Linked DNA regions of Homo sapiens: region 2 is linked to region 1. Evidence: chromatin contacts called from ENCODE Hi-C or POLR2A ChIA-PET data. All regions are on one chromosome and are shown on one strand. Each heading gives the region's core, a stretch centred on a gene start or an enhancer-like site at or near the end of the contact. The rest is flanking DNA. Distances are from core to core; before and after follow the strand shown. Region 1 holds the start of ADAMTS7 (ADAM metallopeptidase with thrombospondin type 1 motif 7). Region 2 holds the start of RASGRF1 (Ras protein specific guanine nucleotide releasing factor 1).

Region 1 (7,598 bases), core at 1-2,500:
GAAGTAGGTGAAGCCAGGAGGGGCTGGTAGGTTGGGCGAAGAGGAAGGTATCAAGGGACTGGAGGAAGAGCAATACATAGTGGGACTGTGAAGGTGGAAAGGACTGCAGAGTCGGGTCTGACAGGGGGGCACCTGAGCTTCGGATTTCCAAGATGGAGCAGTTCTGAGGGATGACACAGCCCAGGCTTTGGCCCTGAGACCTGATGGCTGAGGTGGAGTGGAAGGTCACTGGAGATGAGATGGAGGAAGTAGGTGACCCTGTACTACACAAATTCCCTAGAGGACAGACAGGTTGAGGGTGGAGAGGAAGCCAGAAGTGAGCTTCCAGGAATTGAATGAAAGGGCCCAGGAGATTGGACAATGAGGAGGTGTGCGGGCCTCAGAGGGCAGGGGGCACACAAAGACTAACCAAGGGGAGGAAGCTGACCGCAACCGCCCCGAGGACAAGACGGGCGTCCTCGGTACAGGGCCATGTTTAGTGACGGCAGAAGGGAGAAAGGAAGCTCCTGGGAGCACAGGGGGAAGGGGAGCCGGAAGCCAGAGCCAGGGCTGGGGCCACGAAGGACAGACGGCCGGTGTTGGAGGCGGAGGCTGGCCTGGGATGTGAGGCTGGGGTTGGCCGGCCTCCAGGCTCCCCGGGAGCCCCTGCTGAAAGTCTGTGGGCGCTGGCCTGGGCGAAGCCGCGGTCCCCCGCCTGTGGGCTCAACTCTGCGCTCTGCTTCAAGCAAACGCACTAGGAGAGGAGTCAGGAGACGAGGAACTGCGGGGCCCCACCTCGCGCGGGCAACCGCTGTCTGTCCAGGGAGGGCCCAGGCCTGTCTCCGCAGATAGCTTTGAAGCAGGGCCCCCGGTGTGGCCCTCTGGAGGCCTCCCGCGTCCCCTTTTGAGGGGCTGCCCTGCTTGGCCTGGGGAACACAGCGAAGGGCACCTCGTGGAGCCCAATTTAGGGACAACACATTAATTCTGGAAATTCCAGATTCTTTCCGGGGGTCCTCAACCGGCCGGGGTCGGAAAGGCCTGGCAGGGCTCCGCCGGCAGGGGGCGCTCGGGACAGGGGGGCGAGGGGGGCGGACATCCGTTGCGGGGCGCTGCCTGCGCCGGGCCGGCCAGCCCTTGAGGCGAGCACGGCCTGCGGGGCCGATGAGGCCGGGGCCGGCCGGGGCGGGGCGGGGCCAGGGGCGGGGGAAGGAGTCCGAGGGGCGGGGCGGGGGCCGGCAGCCGCCCTCCCTCACTCTCCCTCCCTTTCTTTCTTTCTTTCTTTCTCTCCTTCTAGCTCTCTTGTCTTTTCTTTGCCTCTGCAGCGGCCAAGGGGGCGGGCCCTGCAGCCTTTGTTGCCCGCGGACCGAGCGCAGCCGAACGGAGTCGGGGCCGGGTCGCCGGGAGCTGCACGCCGGCCGGGCATGTCCTGAGCCGGACCTGGGACCAGGCAGCGACCGGACGGGACGGACGAGAGCGTGCGCGCGGGGTCACCCGGCGGCCGCCCGGTTCCTGCCATGCCCGGCGGCCCCAGTCCCCGCAGCCCCGCGCCTTTGCTGCGCCCCCTCCTCCTGCTCCTCTGCGCTCTGGCTCCCGGCGCCCCCGGACCCGCACCAGGTGGGTGTCCGCCCCTCCCCGGCCAGCCGGGCCTGCCACCCCTTCCCGCTCCCCCAGTCTCGGTTTTGTCCCTCCTCACCTTTGTGGACCCCGCGCCGGCTCCGCTGTGCCTGGAGTTGGTCGCGTCTTCCGCTCCCTGGGTATTAGGGGACAGTAGTCGGGGTCGGGCCGGGCCGGGAGCGAAGCCGCGCTTCTGGGGAAACTTCCTCGGCCCCTGATTCAGTTACTGACACTGCCTGTCGCCTGGAATAAGCCCCTTCCGCTCTTCGGGCTCCGGTTTCCCCACCTCGGGTGCAGCAACGCGCCTGGCTCCCGGGAGAGCTCTCGTCCGAGTGGGCTGGACGGAGCGCGGTTTACCCACTGAGGATTTGGTTTCTCACACTCCTTAGCGAGGCTCGCCTGGAAAGCGGGCTGGCCGGGACACAGCCGGCGAGGGCGCCAGGTCGCAGGTCTTCGCGGGACCCCGCCGCCCCCCCAGCTCCCGCCCACCGCATCTGGGCTGCTGGCGCGGCCCCTGGCGGCTCGGGGGGCCGGGTCTTGCGCGGTCCTTGCACTTCCTGCCTCTCCCTTCCCCAAGTGTGAAGACGCCGGGAGTGGAGCGGGGAGCAGGAGCTTCTTTTCCCGGCCATGGGTTAACTCTCCCCGCCCCGCCGGGCCGGCCTCCGACGAGCCTCTGGCCTGCGTCCAGACTCTTGTTTGGCGGCGACCTGCCGGGCGGCCGCGCTGCTGGCGCGTCCGACGCAGCCGGCCTGGGAATTCAGTAACCGAGGATGTAGGAGACCCCAGGCCCGGTGCTCAGGGAGCTCCCAGTCAGGGGAGCCGGTGGATAGTGGGGAGAGTCCTGCAATAGAGCCGACCGGCAGGCTTTGTAGGAGAGGAGGGGCATGAGGTTGGAGAGACTGGAAGGATGGATGGATTCTGGATGAGCTAGAAGGGCGTGGAGGGAGTGGGGCCCTCCCCTGGGGAGCATCAGTCGGGGGACTGGATTAGGGTTGCTTGCTGGGATGGGGTCGACCTGCCTCCCCACTGGAGGGATTGTGACGAGAAAGTAGTCTGGGCGGGAAGGATGGGGACATTGACTCTTGATCTTAGAGGTTTGGGAAGCCGTTGAGGGGAGCAGCTGATGAAAGCAGTGTTTTGGAAAGATTTGGTCTAGCAGCCATGCGCAGAGCGCAGAGGGAGCGAACATTTAATGAGCACCTACTGTGTGCCAGCCTCACGGGTTCTTATTTCTCATCATCTCCACAACAACCGTGCAAAGCAAGTGATGGAAAGTCCTTTTATGGACCAGCAAACAGGCTCAGAGTAGAGCGACCTGTGGGGTTGGACTCCTGAGCTTCCTGAATGAGGCTTGTGTTTTCCACTGTCCAGAGCTGGGGGCTGAGGAGGATGAACCGGGCGATGGGAATGGGAGAGCAGGAAAATGCTTCCCTCAGGACTTGGGTCCTGGCCCCCTGGCAGCTGTGGGAAGAGTTGGGTGCGGTCAACCTCGTGGGATTCTTATGAGGATTAAATGAGATATTGAATATGTCAGTTGCTCAGGCAGGACACAGTGACTACAATGTAGTGGTCATTATTTTTATTAATCTGCCAGGCCGACCCAGGACTCCCCAGATGACCTGGACCTGCTGTTTGAGGGTGGAGGCAGGCCAGGCACTCTCTCCAACCTAATCTGGGCACAAACACTCCAAGGGTGAAGTCTGTCTCTAGTGTTCCCATAGATATAGAGCATGGGGTCCTTCCTGTTCTGCACTCCCTCAGGATTGGTGACTCTGAGGCTGCTGGCCTGTTTGTCATTTTCTTTGAAGCCCAGGACCTAAGCCTGGGGCTCCTCCTACCACTGAATGTTACCTTCTTTAAGACCAAAGGGCTCATCCTGGGCTCACTTTTAGGAAAATATATCCCTTTTCCCCACTTGTGACTGACCCAGGGACCTGCTAGGGTTTCTGAGGCTGGAGCCCAGTCATGTGTCCTCCTCATGCCGTATGGCACATGTGAACTCTGTGTGCATGTGTTTCTGTGCATACTAGAACTCACAGAGGAGGGCATTCACATACTACCCCCCACCCTGCCAGTTATTTTTCCTCCTTGGCATGAGCTGTGGGTCATTTGAAGGGCTGGATTGTAACTCAGGTTCTTGATAGGGAGGTGAGGGTAAACACCATCTTGGCATTTCTTTGGTAGAAGCTCCAAAGTGACAGTTCTGTCACCCAGGGGAGATATTAAAAGTATTTAACACCCAATGTGGCAGGAGCTTGGTCCAATCAGAACAGACCTCCTGACTTGGCAGAATAGATTTGGCCATGAATCTCTGGCAGTCCTCTTGAATGGTGCCTGTTGCCATCCCACTGTCACTTGAACTCTGCAGGCTCAGCTTTGTTGCAAGCACATAACCGGTCGAGACTGGAACCTGCAATTACTCCTTGCTGGCACTGGGTGGTGCTAGTTTCAGCCACCAACATCTCTACTGAGTGAGGTCAACTAGGCTACAGTGAAAGTTACTTATTTTTAAACTTACCCCTGCACTTTTTAAAAATATTTTAATGGCAAAACAATACAAGTTCACTATAAAAAAAGGTAATGCTGGCGGGCTGCAGTGGCTCATGCTTGTAATCCCAGCACTTTGGGAAGCTGAGGCTGGCGGATCACTTGAGGCCAGGAGTTCGAAACCAGCCTGGCCAACATGGTGAAACTCCATCTCTATTAAAATACAAAAATTAGCTGGACATGGTGGTGCATGCCTGTAATCCCAGCTCCTCGGAAGGCTGAGGCATGAGAATTGCTTGAACCCAGGAGGCAGAGGTTGCGGTGAGCCGAGATCGCACCACTGCATTCTAGCCTGGGTGACACAGGGAGACTGTCTCAAAAGAAAAAATCTGAACAAAACAAGAAAAAAATTATTGCAATAAAAGTGGCAACATCCTGTAAGTCTATTCTTTTATTGTTGATTGAAAAACATGTTTTAGACCAGACACAGTGATTCACACCTGTAATTCCAGCACTTTGGGAGGCCAAGGTAGGCAGATCGTTTGAGCCCAGAAATTCAAGACCAGCCTGGGCAGCATAATGAGACCCCATCTCTACAAAAAAATTTAAAAATTATCCAGGCCTGGTAGTCCACGCCTGTAGTCCCAGCTATTTGGGAGGCTGAGGTGGGAGGATTGCATGAGCCCAGGAGGTCAAGGCTGCAGTAAACCACGATCGCATCACTGCACTCCAGCCTGGGAGATCTCAGAAAAAAAAAAAAGAAATAAATAAATAAAAACATGTTTTTTGTTTTGTTTTGTTTTGTTTGTTTTTAAGCCATTAGGCAAACAGATAAAACAACAAGTTTTTAAAAGAAAAAGCTAAATATACTTTAGAAGTTCTCTTGCTAATTTTCAGTCATAACTTAGCTCACATTTGCTATGTGCCAGCTGTTGTTATAAGCACTTACATACTAACTCATTTAATTCTTACACAACCAAAGAGAGCAGCTGTAATTATTATCATCCCCATTTTACAGATGGAGAAACTGAGATTCTGAGTGGTTGAGTAATTTACCCATGGTCTCACAGATATGGGTAGCAGAGCTGGGATTCAAACACAGCCTCTCTGGCTCTAGAGCTCACTAATCCGAATGCTTTTCACCTGCGGCATAGCTCTACTTAGCCCTGTCCACATTTTTGAACTTAATAGGATGCTTCTTTGTAAGTCATCTGGAATTTCTGTCTTGCAATATTTGCCCAGGATCTACAGCAGGTATTCTCAACAGGACTGTACATCCGCTGGGGCATGGGTTCTTCCCCAGAGATACTTTATTTTTTTTAAGCTTTTGGGGCCTTTTCTCCCCAGTGGTTGATTCCTCAGTTACATACCTGCTTCCATTCCCCAACCACATGCATTTGAGGACAAAACTTGCCTAAAAGAGTGTCATGTAGCTCCCCCAGTTGAGAATTTTAGAGCTGGTTGGCATCAGTGCCCCCCTGACCTTCAGCTCATCTTTAGCTGCCTTGGCTGGGATTGTCCTTGCCCTGGGAACCAACGTTAATACTCACTTAAAACAAGTGTTGGAGGGTGGGCATGGTGGCCCATGCCTGTAATCCCAGTACTTTGGGAGGCTGAGGCGGGTGGATCACCTGAGGTCAGGAGTTCGAGACCAGCCTGGCCAACATGGCGAAACTCTACCTCTACTAAAAATACAAAAATTAGTTGGGCATGGTGGCTTGCACCTGTAATTACAGCTACTTGGGAGGCTGAGGCAGGAGAATTGCTTGAACCCAGCAGCCGGAGGTTGCAGTGAGCCAAGATCATGCAATTGTACTCCAGCCTGGGGGACAAGAACGAAACTCTCTCTCAAAAAAACAAAAACATAAACAAAACAAAACAAAAACAAGCCTTGGAGTTGTAGCCTCCACGAACTGTGATCCTTGGGAAAGTTAGGAAATCTCCCACTGCGAGTGAACCTGGGAAGTAGTTCTTCCCTATCTCTGTCATTTTCGTCTCCTTGACCTGGGCTCCCTTCCTTACGTTTTCTGGCCTGGATTCTCCAAGCAGATGAGGAAACAAACCCAGAGATATGCAGTGACTCAGATTATACAACTATTAAGTGGCCCACTTGGGCCTGCCCTGGGTCTTGTTACTTTCAAAGCCCATGCTCTATAGTGCATTATTTTGTCCCTCCATTGCCTCCCATTTTACAAAACACATGCCTGGACCAAGATTAAACTTCTTGTTGCCCTTTCTTACTTCTGGCTTTTCCCCACTTCTCTGAGGGTTTACCACACAGTGCCCCTACCACCATGAGGCCCTTCTTGTCTTCACTGTTGAATTAACATATGTTAAGGGACATCTCAAATGCATCCTCCTTGATGAAACTTTTCTTCATTCCAATGCATCCATAAGGTGTCATCCTTTCCCCTTGCTTGGACCTTGTCAGCACTGTGCCAGAGTGGGGGTCTTGGGTCTACTGCACCCATTTTTCTGTTTTTTTTTTTTTTTTTTTTTTTTTTTTGTGTGTGTGTGTGTGTGTGTGTGTGTGTGTGTGTGTTTTTGGGGGGGGGAGTCAGAGTCTCGCTCTGTCATCCAGGCTGGAGTACAGTGGTACAATTTCTGCTCACTGCAACCTCCGCCTCCCAGGCTCAAGTAATCCTCCCACCTCAGCCTCCGGAGTAGCTGAGACTATAGGCATACACCACCATGCCTGGCTAATTTTTGTATTTTTGTAGAGATGGGATTTCACCATGTTGCCCAGGCTGGTCTCGAACTCCTGAACTCAAGCAATCTGCCCTCCTCGGTCTTCCAAAATGCTGCGATTACAGGTGTGAGGCACTGCGTCTGGCCATTTCTCCATTTGAAGGCAAGGATGGTGTCTTACCCACTTTCCTGGACTTTGGAGCACCTAGTGCCCCCTCACAGTTAGTAGCCAAGGGTCACATACCAAATGCCGTGGACTAGGCAGGTAACGTAAATGAGCAAACAAGGTGGGTAGGGAGACAGATTTTTCCTGAAACATGGGGCCTCTTGGCCTATCTCTTGTTTTCCCACTTTTCCATTCTTTACTGAGTGAAAGGAAACACAAGCATGATGGGAAAGGGAGCCTACTTGCAGCCACAGTACTGGGAATGAATATGGAGTGGTGGGGACTGAGGACCGGGGAGCATAGGCCCTTCCTAAAGGGAACTCACTGCTCCACCCCAGCCACTTCTGCCAGGGAGCAATTTAAGCCTGACATGGATGGATGATAAGACTTTTCAAGAAAAGCTGAAAATTGAGATTTTTGTACAAGATCATGTGATTCTTAAACATTGGCAATTGACTAAAACGTTTTTCAATATTTGTGTCAGCCAAAACAAACCAAAAAATCAATAACTGATCAACACAAGCAAATCTGCACGCTGTGGTTGAGGAGTTGTAGTCCCATATGCCCTTATTAGGATGTCAGAGCAAGAAGTCGCCTTAAATCATCCAGTCCGGTGGCTTCTGAATGCCAGCCTCTGAACTGGCTAGATCAGAATCCCTGGGAA
Region 2 (7,598 bases), core at 3,592-6,091, 280 kb before region 1:
TAGACAACACACATCACACACACACATACACACACACACACACACACACACACACACACACTAGAAATCCTCACTAGCGGGCACCTCCCATCCAGTCAGACCCACAGGACACCCATCTCAACAAATGCTTAAGTTGAGCTCCAGTCCAAAGTCTAATCAAAATCCCACATGAAGACTTAGCAGGATTTTGAACTGGGCAATGTCCCTGTCATTAGCTAGCCATTTCTAAATGCAGAGACCAAACCCACCAAAATATTCCTTAATTCTCCTTCTTGATTCTTTATCTACAGAGACCTCAGCCCACAGGGCTGGGAGGTGGGAAATCCAGGAAGCCAGTTCTTCTGGGATGAGGCCTGGACGAGCAGTCAGAGTACCTCATCCCAGCTCCTCCCTGTAAGACTCTGTGCATGTTGTTTCCACTGTCTGGGCCTCAGTTTTCCCATCTGTGAATGGGATTATTAACCCTTATGCAAATCCTTCTTGGGAGAATGGAATGAAGCATGGCAAAGCCCAGATGCACCTACGGTGCTCCTGTAGACATCCTCTCCACCTTTGAGGGAGGGTTGACCTCAGGACTAGTGGACAGCACACATGAGAGCTAGGTGTGCCCACTTCCACCAGCTATGGCAGGGAATGCCTACCCCCTTCTTGGCATTCCCCACCCCAGCCCAAGCTAGGGCCGGCCTGGTAAACGTTGTCTTCTTAGCCAGCTAACTTAAGCACCTTCCAGGGGCTCTGAGCTCTGACTAGTATTGAGGCAAACGACCACAGAGGGGCCAATCAGCTCTTCTCCGGTTTCCAGCTGTGGGGACTGGAGAGAAATCAATATGCACACAGCTCAGATGGGAGTAATCAAAGCGCCAGGGCTGATGCCACCCCCCTCTTTCTCACAGAGAGGTTTTAAGCCAAGCCCAGCCCTCCTGCATGGACTGGCCCACGAGGAATTCCTGTAACTCCAAGACCAGCAAAAGGAGGTGGCTCAGACTCCCCAATGCCAGCAAGGGGAAGGAGGGAGTGGAGAGCAGATGTTCTTGGCCCAGGCTTTAGACCAGTGGTTCTCAACCCCAGCTGTGCATTGGAATCATCTGGGGAGCTTTTAAAAGCACAGATGCCCAGGGCCCACCCTCAAAGTTTCTGACTTAATTGGCCTGGGGTTCAGCCTGAGCACAGAGATTTTTAAAACATCTCCAGGTGGTTCCAAAGTGCACCAGGGCTGAGACTCACTGAAGTGGGTTCATTTTTTTTTTTTTTTTTTTTTTTTTTTGGAGACAGAGTCTCGCTCTGTCACCCAGGCTGGACTGCAGTGGTGCGATCTCAGCTCACTGCAACCCCCGCCTTCCGGGTTCAAGCAACTCTCCTGCCTCAGCCTCCTGAGTAGCTGGGACTACAGGTGTGTGCCACCACACCTGGCTAATTTTTTTGTATTTTAGTAGAGACAGGGTTTTACCGTGTTGCCCAGGCTCATCTCGAACTCCTGAGCTCAGGCAATCCGCCTGCCACCTCTCATCGGAATCTTTCCCCCAGATCCAAGGGAAGATGGTTTTCTTCCTGCTACACTAAGGGTCAGACAGAGAAGGCATGCTTGGGCATCCCTTGTAAGACAGGGACTGTATTTTGTTTATCACTGTATCCCCAGTGGCCCACCCATGCCTGGCACAGATGAAGGGCTAAATGAACACTAGTGGAATGAAATGTGTGTGAATGAGTGAATGAATGAATGAATCCCATTGCCTCCCACCTCTCGAGTGCCCTAGAACTTTCAAAGTGTGGTCTGCAAACCAGCAGCTTTTCATGACCAGGGAACTTGTTAGAAATGCAGATTATCAGGTCCTGTCCCAGATCCACTGAAAGAGAATCTGCATTTTCACAAGATCCCCAGGTGATTCATGTGCACGTGACCATATCATGAGTTCTCCCGTATATGAGCGGTTCTCCACCTTCACTGCACATTACAACTACCCATGAAAGTGTAGCTAGCCCACCCATGATCTCTGGGAAGTGCTTGTTAAGTGCTCCCAGGTGATTCTGATGTGCAGCCCAGGTTCAGAACCTATGTACCATAAGTCCCTCTGCCACAGCAGCCTCTGTGCAGGCTCAGCCTTGACTCCAGCCTACCTGGGAGACCCTCTCTTGACCATCGTACCCCCTCTTGGGATAAAAGCCAACCTCCCTGCAACCCAGGGACCACCCACTTAGCTCTACAAAGACCTCTGGGACAGACTGCCCCGTTCAAATCCAACCTCCGCTGCTTCCTAGCTGAGCGGCCCTGAGCAAGTCATTCAACTCTCCCATGCATCAGTTTCCCCGTCTGTACAATGGAGCTCATTGGGGAAAAAAATAAACTTACTACATTGGGTTGCATGACGATTCAATGGCTTAATTGATCTAAAGCACTTAGAACAGTGCCCCTTCCCTGAAGTTTTCTTGGCTTCTGTAACAGACTTCCGAATAAAAGAGTTTAGATAAAGAAAGGCCAGATTAAGAACCTCAATCCTGCAAACTCTGCTTCCATGAAGAGAGCAAATGAGAAGAAAAGATGGTGATAGTGTAGGGAAAATTAAGACTGAATGAAAAGGCTTAGCCATCTAGCCTATTTTCATTATTTGTGAAGAAAAATCAGCACCACTGAGTCCTTGGGGTCCCTAGGACTGGAACGATGGCACTAGAGGGAGGACTAAGGTTAACAAGGCCAGTTCCTCCCCCAAAATGCTCCCACTCCAGGAACACAGGCCTGCCTCACTGTGCTCAGGACAGGGGCAGCTCCATTCCTCCACAGCAGAGCTTCTCTGTGGATTCTTCCGTGACCTACACAGGGCTGCCTGGTTTCCAAGCCCTTCCCTAGGGCTCCAAACTAGGGTGTGTGTGTGTATGTGTGTGTGTATGTGTGTGTGGTGTGCTGCATGTGTTGTGTGAGGTGTGATGCGTGTGTGTGTGCAGCCCAGGTTTGGTCTGTGGGAGGGGTGTGTTATGTGGTGTGTGTGTGGTGTGGTGTGTGTGGTGTGGTGTGCATGGTGTGTGTGGTATGTGTGGTGTGTGGTCTGGTGTGTGGTGTATGTGTGGGTGTGGGTGTGTGTGGTGTGTAGGGGTGTGTAGGGGTGTGTGTGGTATGTGGGTGTGGTGTGTGTAGTGTGTGTGGTGTGTGGTGTGTGGTGTGGGGAGTGTGGGGGTGTTGTGTGTAGTGTGTGGTGTTTGTATGGTGTGGGTTGTGTGTGTGTGTGGCGGGGGGTGTGGGGGAGTGTGGGGGGTGTGTATGTGGCATGTGGTATGTGTGTGGTGTGTGGCATGTGTGTGGTGTGTGTGTGGTGTGTGGTGTGTGTGTGGTGTGTGTGTGGTGTGTGGCATGTGTGTGGTGTCTGTGTGTGGTGTGTGTGGCGTGTGTGTGGTGGGGTGTGGGGGGGTGTGGGGAGTGGTGTGTGTGTAGGGTGTGTGGTGTGTGTTTGGTGTGTGTGGTGTTTGGGTGTGTGGTGTGTGTGTGGTGTGTTGGTGTGTGGTGTATGGTGTGTGTGTGTGGTGTGTGGTGTTTGTGTATGCGGTGTGTGTGGCGTGTGTGTGTGCGTGTGTGGTGTGTGTGGTGTATGGTTTGTGTGTGGTGTGTGCGGTGTGTGTGTGTGGTGTGTGTGGTGTGTGTGTGTGGTGTGTGTGGTGTGTGGGTGTGTGGTGTGTGGTGTGTATCTGTGCGTGTGTGGTGTGTGCTGTGTGTGAGTGTGGGGTGTGTGTGTGTGTGTGTGTGTGTGTGTGTGTGTGTGTGTGTGTCGGGGGAGGGGTATACGCAGTTTCCGTGCGGAAAGATGGTGTCTTTCCTTCACAGGGCTGCGCGGGCACCCATCCCCGCTGCAAAGCGCCCGGGCCAGGCGCGGCTTGCTCCGGGTCGGGGCGAGCTCGCTGCCCTCTGCGGCAGACAGCGATGCGCGCTCCCCGCCCCAGCTCCCGGCTCGCCCGGCGGCCCGCGCGCCCTCCCGGTGCAGCATGCGGGCGCTGTGACGTTCTCGGATAAATGCCGTGTAACTGTGTAGGCGAATGAGAGCTAAAAATAAGAACGGAAAATCTATCATTAAGGTATCATTGCGCCAGCGCAGCTATTTGAAGGCTCCCATGGTCCCCGGCGCCTGCGTTTGAAGCCCGCCTTCAGGCTTTGGGGGGTATTTGCAGAAAACTCCCAGCAGCGGCTCGCCAACCAGACCTCAGGGTGCACGGGGGGTGGCGCCGGTAATTATGGCAACTCTCAAAATAAAATAATATAAAATAAAGTAACCAACGTTCACCAACCACCACCCCATCTCACCCCCTGTACTGTCCTCAGGTAGCTGGGGAAGCCGCCGGGAGTGCAGCCGGATGCTGGAATTCAATGTGACCCGGCTGACTATGCAAAGACTAGGACTGGACGCTTTTGCAGCTCTATTTCGCCACCCACCTTCCTCCTTCCACCTCGTATTAGAAATAAAGTGGGGGGGGGGGGCGAGCCTTTGGAGGAGAAAATGACAACTGGCACTTAACCCCAGGTCTACAGTGCGCCGCGGTGGGGCGCAAAGACGCAAACTCCCGGGATGGCGAGCCTTCGGGGTTTCATTGGGTTAAACGAAAATTGATCTGATTTGCTTTTTAACATCCGAGGGAGAGAAGGGGAGATGAGGGGAGGGAGGGCAGGGTTTGAGTGTGTGCGTGTGCGTGTGCGTGTGTGTGTGTCTGGGGAGGGGGAGGAGGCACCAAGTTGCAGCCTGCGCGCGGCTCTGCGCCTCGGCGGGGCTGCGTGCGTGTGTCCCTGTCCGCGCTGCTGAAACGGGCTCTTCGAGGGATCGGCGTCACATGACTCCGCCTGCCCCTCGCCAGCGCGCAGATCGCCAGTCCCTCAGTTTGCCCGGCACCGGAGGAGGGTCGGGCGGCATCTTCCGGGTACTGGGGCTCTGCGGAGCGGAGAAGAGGTTCCAGCGGGGAATGGTATATCTGGATTCAAGAAGCCGCGGCTCGGCGCCAGATCCTGGAGTGTAGATATTTGGGGGGAGGGGAGAGCTAGAGGGAGCGAGCGAGCGAGCGCCAGAGAGAGGCAGCGCGCAGCGCGCACGGACGGGGGGCTGCTGCGCGGAGAAGATGTAAGCGCGTGGGGTCTCGCTGGCCTCTGAGCACCATGCAGAAGGGGATCCGGCTGAATGATGGCCACGTCGCGTCCCTGGGACTGCTGGCGCGCAAGGACGGCACGCGCAAAGGCTACCTGAGCAAGCGGAGTTCGGACAACACAAAATGGCAAACCAAGTGGTTCGCGCTGCTGCAGAACCTGCTCTTCTACTTCGAGAGCGACTCGAGCTCGCGGCCCTCGGGGCTTTACCTGCTGGAGGGCTGCGTCTGCGACCGCGCGCCCTCCCCCAAGCCGGCGCTGTCGGCCAAGGAGCCGCTGGAGAAACAGGTGAGGCGAGCGTCGCGTCCTGACCTCCCTGCGTCCCGGCCGCGGCCCTGGGGGCTCAGGGCCTTCGGCTGGCTGATGGCGCTTGAACTTTGGCCCCTCTACTCTTGGCGCCCTAGGCGCTCTCTGCACCCTCAGCGAGAGGGGAGGCTTGCTCCCAGCCAGGCGAGTGACTGCGGCGGGCAGAGGGGGCAGGGATTGAGGGCGGGGAGTAGATGTGGGCTGCGGCTGCCCTTCGCCGGACGAGCCCCGTGGGAGGCGGGTACAGAGGGGCCGACACCTGGAGATGCAGAGGAAGATGGGGTCCTAAGGACCAGAGACGATGAGTCTGGACACACGTCCAGCCAAAAATGGTGCTCCCAACCCCCACTCCCACCGCCCAGCCCTAATAGCCCCGATCGTCTGTTCTACACCGGGAACGTGTAATTCCCCGCGCTTAGGCATGGGAAGGGCAAGACGGAGGCGTCCGAGCGCTGCCAGCCCTTGCCTCGCCGCAGCTGAGGGCGGAGAGCGGTCTGCGCTAGCTCCTCGGAGTTGGGCTGGGGTTATGGGGCTACACGGGTCGGTTCGGTACCATCGAGCGGTGGTGGGCTCCCAGCTGGCGGCCGCCGGAGCAACAAGCCCAAAGATTCCCAAGGACCGCTCTGATGCGCCGGGGCTAGGGCCAGGGCTGCTGCGGAGGCAGCGGGACGAAGTGGGCGCTTCTCTCCTCCCCCGCCCCCTGCGCCGCCGCCGCCGCCGCAGTCGCGGCTATAGCGCTGCGCTCTGGTTTCCTGAGCTGCAAGGCTGAAGAGCCAGGCCTGGCTCTAACAGGGAGCCCGGGCGGGGTGGGGGTGAGCCTCTGGCGTGAAGGGAGGAGGGGCACCTGCAGAGAGAGCCACCTTTAAGCTTGGTGCGCTTTCCAAAAGCATCTGGTCCAGTCCCTTGCCACTAGGAAGATAAAGCAGATGATAGTGGATCCTAAAATGCCACTGCAGGCAGGAACCTTCCATCCATAGGGCCTAACGGCTGGTGATTGCCTAGATGGGGACACTGAGGCCCAGAGAGAGAAATTCACTTGCCCAGCGTCATGCAAGTTGTTGAGGCCGTCCCAATGTTCTGAAAAGACAACCGAGATCTCAAAAGCCACTGCTGCATGAAGACACAGACTGGTGGTGATTGAATTGGTTGAAATAAAAGCATCGCTTGAAGTCTTCCTCCCAATTGTCAGGACAGAGATCCGAGCTCAGTCTCTCTAGCACATCTCTTCCTTCCCTACCTTCAGCCAATGGGTGTTAGGAGATAGTTTCTGAGGACTGGGAAGTGTGGACAGGAATTTTTGAGGGTGGGTCCCTGGGGATGACAAGCCATGTGGTGAGCAGGGGCTCCCAGATGGAAAGAAGAGCAAAGAGCAGGCAGCTCCTTAAGCTTCAGCTCAAATGGAGCCTGGGGAACTCATGTGGAAGAGCCAGTCCCAGGCCAGACTAGAGAATTTGCTCTCAGCCCTTCAGAACTTGCCCCTCTCCAGCCAGTGTCTACCCATATACCCATACCTACCCGGGGCCTGCAGCCCAAGCCCCAGCCCCAGCCAGATCCCCCCTCCATCCCTCAACCCACTACACTAGATCACAGAGCTGAGCTCCTGGGTAGGCAGGAAGTGAGGGGTGGGGGAAGCCAAGTTGGCATGGGCTCATATTATCTGTTCTCAGCCCCCTGGACGTGAAGGCAGACAGGCCTGAGACTGAATCTCAGCTGTATGACTTCCTGGCTGTGTGACTTCAGTTAACTTGCTGAACTTCTCTGAGTTTCCATTTTGTAATCTACAAAATGAAGATAATAACACCTACCTTTCTGGGGTTTTGAGAGCCCTACATTAAATAATGTATATGAAAGTAAGCGCCCAATACATTTTAGTTAGATCTAGACGAATCACAGTTGAATCTGAATTATACCCACCTGGACAGAGCTATTTAGGTCACCAGATGTTAAAGTCGAACAGAACCTCAGAGATACAGCCTTCCCATTTTACAGACCAAGAAACTGAGAGGCAAAGAAAGGGAGTTACCCAACAACGGGGTAAATCAGTGGCAGAATCAGACCTAGAATTCATCCAATGCCTAAGAATTCCTGAAAATGAGACCCTACATTGATTTCAAATCATCCAACTCTTGGCCCAGGTATTGAATCATCCTAGCAGTAGATCATGGGAGGAACATCAGTGCAA

The links. Hi-C counts contacts between places; a loop is a spot of excess contacts on that map. ChIA-PET counts read pairs that join two places held with the same protein, here RNA polymerase II (POLR2A). Pooled maps may share reads with other maps.
Region 2: a pooled map shows a loop between it and region 1 (2.6-fold over the local background). The contact joins the promoter of RASGRF1 here to the promoter of ADAMTS7 in region 1. A Hi-C loop is called at or near these places in 1 of 50 pooled maps. POLR2A ChIA-PET finds 5 or more read pairs at or near these places in 2 of 52 experiments (HEK293 and naive thymus-derived CD4-positive, alpha-beta T cell).

The regions. Positions count from the first base shown.
Region 1 is chr15:78,805,116-78,812,713 of GRCh38, reverse strand. ADAMTS7 (ADAM metallopeptidase with thrombospondin type 1 motif 7) reads left to right here and starts at 1,250. Exons shown (of 24, transcript NM_014272.5): 1 at 1,250-1,593. The coding sequence starts at 1,494. RefSeq lists a silencer at 803-1,222.
Region 2 is chr15:79,088,023-79,095,620 of GRCh38, reverse strand. RASGRF1 (Ras protein specific guanine nucleotide releasing factor 1) reads left to right here and starts at 4,841. Exons shown (of 27, transcript NM_001145648.3): 1 at 4,841-5,398. The coding sequence starts at 5,123.